2 separate regions of the Homo sapiens genome follow, and region 1 is linked to region 2. The links are chromatin contacts, found by Hi-C or POLR2A ChIA-PET in ENCODE. All regions are on one chromosome and are shown on one strand. The core of a region is the stretch at or near the end of the contact, and the rest is flanking DNA. Distances in the headings are between cores, read along the strand shown.

The links. Hi-C counts contacts between places; a loop is a spot of excess contacts on that map. ChIA-PET counts read pairs that join two places held with the same protein, here RNA polymerase II (POLR2A). Pooled maps may share reads with other maps.
Region 1: a map of PC-9 shows a loop between it and region 2 (5-fold over the local background). The contact joins the promoter of RASGRP2 here to the enhancer-like site in region 2. A Hi-C loop is called at or near these places in 4 of 168 maps with a recorded cell type or tissue (K562, PC-9 and mammary epithelial cell), 1 of 37 single-sample maps with no recorded cell type and 7 of 50 pooled maps. POLR2A ChIA-PET finds 5 or more read pairs at or near these places in 5 of 52 experiments (AG04450, H1, PC-9 and 2 more).

The regions. Positions count from the first base shown.
Region 1 is chr11:64,742,692-64,745,391 of GRCh38, reverse strand. RASGRP2 (RAS guanyl releasing protein 2) reads left to right here and starts at 1,250. Exons shown (of 17, transcript NM_001098671.2): 1 at 1,250-1,389; 2 at 2,455-2,598. The coding sequence starts at 2,526. RefSeq lists silencers at 134-333, 584-693, 1,684-1,733, 1,894-1,943, 2,254-2,583.
Region 2 is chr11:64,654,053-64,656,752 of GRCh38, reverse strand. The region is part of intron 11 of NRXN2 (neurexin 2); the gene reads left to right. Among named protein-coding and RNA genes, the nearest start is that of NRXN2-AS1, 12 kb to the right of the region's middle. RefSeq lists enhancers at 1-76, 1,567-1,726, 2,688-2,700. Within about 2 kb of position 1,437, at least 4 of the 41 ENCODE cell types and tissues checked have a DNase peak (open chromatin) inside an H3K27ac peak, as active enhancers do.

The DNA.
Region 1 (2,700 bases), core at 1-2,500, 89 kb before region 2:
CCCCCAGACTATCTCAAGGACCAGCTGTCCCCACGCCCCCGACCTCCACTAGGCCTGTGCCACCCGCTGCCTGCAGGAAGACGCCCGGTCCCGGGCCGGGTTAGCCCCATGGGAACGGTTTGTCTCGAAAACAGGAACCCGAGCTGGGGGCTGGGCGGGGCGCCCCTTCCCCACCGCAGTCCGCTTCCTGCCCCTCCCGGCTTCCTCCGCCCGACACCCAGGCAGGGCGGGGGGCACTGGGGCGTCCGCGGTTGGGGGAGGGGCTCTTCGTTTCGGTCCCCCCTCCGCGTCCCGGGCGGCGGGGCCTCCGGTCGCCCGCCCTCGGGGCAGCTAGTGGCGCAGCCCCCCGCCCGCGGCCCTGGCCTCCCGGGCGGCGCGGCAGGGGAGGGGTTAAGCTGCCGCAGGGACCGCCGCGTGCGGGGCGAGAGGGAGCCCCCGGTGGGGGTGGCGCAGCCGGCGGTGCGGAGCTCCGCGCAGGGGCGGAGGGGGGAGGGGGCAGCCTGGCGCGGGGGCGGGGGCGGGGCGGCGGGGAGCGGGGCCGCGGCGTGGAGAGCGGGCGGGAGCCGCAGCCGCAGCGAGGCCGGCGGGCGGGAGCGCACGGAGGTGGGGTCGGCCAGGCCGGTGCGGGCTCCTTGCGGCAGGTCCCAAGAGTGAGTGGGCGAGCGCGGGCGGGGCGCCAGGCGAAGGAGGGCGCGGCCCCCAGCGACTCCCCCCCCGCCCAGGGCGGCGCGGGCGGGCTGGGGGCGGCGAGCGGGTGGGGAGTCTGCGGCCCGGGTCTGGGAGAGGGGGCAGCGGCCACGAGAGCTAAGGCGCGCTGGATCCCCGGAGGGCGGAGGACCTCCACGGTGCACCCAGCTTTTCCCAGCCACCTTCCAGCGGGGCCCTCCCCCGCGTACCCCCATTTGGCAGATGAGAAAATTGAGGCTCCCAGAGGCCAAGTGATTCTCAAGGTCACACGAGGAAGCGGTAGAGCCAGGCGGGGACGGCTCTGGGTGGCTCTTAGGAAAAGTCCGCCTGAGAACTCCGTACAGGAGCTCCCCTGTCCTCCAGCCTGGGGGAGTGAGTATGTGTAGGGCCGGGGTACCTTTCCGTGGGGCAAGGCTCTGCCAAAATCTGGGAGTGAGGGGAGTCAGGGAGCTGGGGCCGCAGGGCGGGCCCTGCACCGCAAATGGGAGGGGGGCGACGGAATGGGCGTGCGCACCCATGGGGGTGTGTGCATGTGTGTGGGAGTGTACATGCGTGGAGAGGCACTGCCTTGCGTGTGTGCACACGTGTGAGGATGTCAGCGCCTGTGTGGCCGCGGGACTCAAGGCTGGCCTGGCTCAAGTGAACAGCACGTCCAGGAGGCGACCTCGTCCGCGGGTTTGCATTCTGGGGTGGACGAGCTGGGTATGTGTGCCTGAGGGTTTCTTCGTGCAGGTGTGCACAGGGTGTGGGTGCCATTGTGTGTGAGAGACGGAGGATGGGAGGCCGGTGCCTGTGGCCCGGTGCGTGTAAGTGCGGACGCCTGCACCTCCACTTAGGTCCCCGGCCTCCGACGAATAACTTGGGTGTGGAGTGTTTGCCCCTGCCAGGGTGCGTATGACCCCGCCAGTGACCGGAGTTGCTAATGGTGTCATGCACCCACCGGCCACCCTTGGCGCGAGCGCCCCCCTCTGGACACCCTGCTCCGTGCGCGCTCACAGTTCGCCTGTGCGGGGCCGGGGCCAGGGTCAGGAGCCGGGGATAGGGAGGAAGAGGGCCTGTGGACAAGCTGAGCCGGGACCCCTGGGACCTTTGCGGAGGTGGCCTGGGAGCGCTCAGTTCCCAGGCTCAGGCTTCCCGCTGACGCCTCCTGGCCGCAGCGGGCTCCCCCCGCCCCAGGAATGTTCCTCTCCCATCCAGTCCGCCTCCCCTAGGGCAGGCCCCCTGGGGGCTGCCGCAGCCCCGCCTCGCCTTCCTGGGCTCCCGGGAGGGGGCGAGGCGGGCAGGACGCCTGGGTTCTCTCCCCCCACCTCCCATACCAGGGAGAAATTCCTCCGAGGTCCCCTCAGGCTCTGGGTTCCCAAAATAACCCTGCGGGGGAAGGGAGGCTGTGGAGGGAGGGAAGCGGGAGGGGCGCAGAGCCGAGCTGCGGGGTGCTGCAGGTGCCTCTGGGGAGAGGGCGCGAGGAGAAGGCGCCCTGCGGGGGGCTGGGCGCCAGCCAGTCCTGGGATCTTGGTTCGTCCCCATCCTCGTGAAGCCCCTCGGCCTTCCCGCGACTCCGAGGGTGGGCCGGAAGCCTCTCTGCGGGTCCGTTTCCCAACTGGCGGGTTGCACCATCCCGGGCCAGACCGTTTAACCCCGGGAGTGGCCGCGGGGGACAACTCCGCCCCTGTCCAGCAGGGGGCGTGCCCGCCCCGCCCCGTTTCTGCCCGCGGGGCCGCTCCCCCGCCCGCGACTCCGCAGACTCCCGCTCTGCCTCTCCCGGGACAGGGGTTCGGTCCGAGCCCGGTGGGAGGCTCCCGGAGCGCAGCCTGGGCCCAGCCCACCCCGCGCCGGCGGCCATGGCAGGCACCCTGGACCTGGACAAGGGCTGCACGGTGGAGGAGCTGCTCCGCGGGTGCATCGAAGCCTTCGGTGAGTGGCTCGGGAGGGCACACGGAGCCTGAGCCTAGCCCCGAGTCTGAGCCCGGGTCCCTGCCTCCCAGGCACAGTCCAGGGCACAGCCCTGACCCGGAC
Region 2 (2,700 bases), core at 188-2,687:
GAGGATGGTAGAGTCCCCTGGATTCTTTGCCCTATCCCAGCATGGCCTGGGCCCCTCCCTGGAGGGGAGGAGAGGACAGGCCAGGCTGGGCACTGTCCTCTACTAGGTGTGCCCCTGGGGTCCCAGCTGTCAGTGCAGCTGACCTGAAGGGTGTGGTGTAATTAAAGAATCTCTGAGCTGCAAGGGGGTTACCTCCTTCAGCATCCCTCCCCACCCCATGAATCACCCATACACTCCCTACCAGTGGGAGGCCTTCTACCTCCCACCTCCAAGATCCATTCTGATCATTGAGTGGTTCTTTCTTAGTGTCACCCTGCCCTTCTGAAATTCCCACTTATTGTGAAATTCCCACTTATTGTGAAATTCCCGTTAGTTCTGCCCCTTGGAATCAAACGGAGAAATCTAACTCCCGTTTGTGTTTTAAATCAGGCTAAATACACATTGTATCCCAAAGCCCTTTAATCCCTGGGGCCATGGGAGGGTACATTGCCTTTCCACCTGAGGCTGATCAGTAATTATCAGGGGGGCTGCTGGGAGCCAGCTCTGAAGGAGGGCTATGACAGAGTGCATGCTGCCACTCTGTGATGTCACTTCTGAGACAGATGCCTGGGAGCCTTGGGCCCACTGTCTCCAACCCACAGGGCCTGGGCGGGGAAGGAACCCAGGTGAGGCAGGGCTGGGAAGCCAGTGTTCTTTCCCCTGAGTTCCTTTCCATGCAGACTGCTTTGTCTTACCTCCCCAACACGTGTTCATACTACGACCCTGCTCTCTCTGTCCAGCCAGGGCCTTCGTGGGTCTGTGCCACGAAGACCACTCACTTCTGCCTATTCCCTGCACTTGAGGCACAGGTCACTAGTTAACAGGTTACTAGTTAGTGCCCCCTGAACTTTGGTGAATGTGTATGTTGAAGAGGCTGGGTTTCTCCTGCTCACTCTCAGTCTCTGGCTTTCTTCTGGATGGGGCTGGCTTCCCTCTGGGTGCCCATCTTCAAGTCGTTTGCTCTTGCAAACCCTACTGGAGCCTGTGTTTCTGAGGGTGGAGTCTCTGCAGGGGTGGGCCTGGAGCTGACACCTCTTCTCTGGACAGATGGACCCCCCATTCCTGGTGCTCCCTTGCTGGGGAAGGAGAAGAATCAAGCTCCTTCTTTGGGTCTTTTCCCCAGTAGGGGACCTGCTTGCCCATCCAGCCTCCCCTTTTTTCTTTTTTTGGACCCTTCATTGGTGAAGACTCTGCTGGCCCCGAGAGAGCCCCCGTGACCTGACTCCAGGGCCTGGCACCCTTCTACCCTCACCCTAACAGTCCTCCCCTTCCTCTTCTGTCCAGCCTCCCCTGTCCCCTCTGTGCAGCCGCTCCTTCCTCTGCTCCGTTTTCTTCCTCTTTTCTCTCTGCACTCTCTCTACCTCATTCCTCTCACTGAGACTTCTCACTTCCCTCTGTGTCTGCCTTTTGACCTTTTTCTGCTCCTCTGCTCCTCCCTTGGTGCCAGGCTGTGGCCCAGGGTCCTGGCTGCTCGCCTCCACTCTTCTGCTGCGGTTGACAACGCGTGTGGAGCTCAGCTGTACTGCCGAAGGGCCGTGGCCCTCAAAGCCACAGGGGCATCAGTTTACCTCCACTGCAGGAACCTTCAGGGGCCCAGGGGATGCAGCTGCCCACCCCCTTTGCTTCCTGGGCTGTGGGGTAGGCAGAGCCTATTTGGGGTGGAGCGACAGGAGGCCAGGGTATTGGGCCTGTCAATCGAGGGCCGGGAGACTGCCCCTCTCTGAAAGGCAAAGCCAACCCAGTGTCTACCTGCTGCCTACTTCCTGCTCAGGATCCTACTGTTATCCATTCCCTCAGCTCACATGGAGGGAAGCTGAGGCATGGAGAGAAGTGCTTTGCCCAGGGTCACACAGTGAGTTAGTGAGTGTTAGGGTGGAGATGAGGACCCAGCTCCCTTGCTTCCCAGTAAAGGATTTCTGCAGCTCCAGCCAGTCCCCTCCCTTGGGCTGCGTCAGGCTTGGCGTTTGATGGAGTGGTGCAGACATCCTAAAGGCCTTAAATCTGGACTTCATAGGACCCTGGTCCACTGTTCCCTCTGCAAGACCTGACTGGCTCCCACCTTTGGGTGGTGTGTCTAACCAGAGGGATGGCCAGAGGCTTCAGGGCCCTGGGCTGCTGGCTCTGTGTAGCCACACGGGGCCTTCCCAGTCCTGAAATCAGAGGATAGCAATGCCAGGACCGGACTGGGGCAGGGGCAGGAAACTTTGCTTATGGTGGCTGCTTGTCCCCAACTGCTTTGTGTTCTCAGAGAAATCATATTTTGGGGGCTGCACTGTCTCTATCTGTGAGGCCTTGGCTCCTCTGACTAGGAAAGCAGGTTAATACTAGGTCCTCTTCAGGGTGAAGGACTCCCATGATCTATCCCCAGTAGCAGCCTGGCATTTCCCAGGATTGGAAAGGGTGGAAGGAAGGTTCCTGTAGGGGTGGTACTAGCCACTGGGGCTTTGGGAGGTGTATGGCCTCGGGAAGGGGGCCCTGGGGCAGACCCCTCCATTTAGCTCAGAGCCCAGAGGGGAACAGGGAGTGACAAGTCACACCTGGGCTCTGAGGAGGGAGTCGTCCCAGAGCAGGGGATGCAGGGATTCTGGCTCTCCCCACCCATCTCCCTCCCAGAGACAGGGGAGATGTGGGGTTGGTCAAGCCCTCGGCCCCCATTGATCC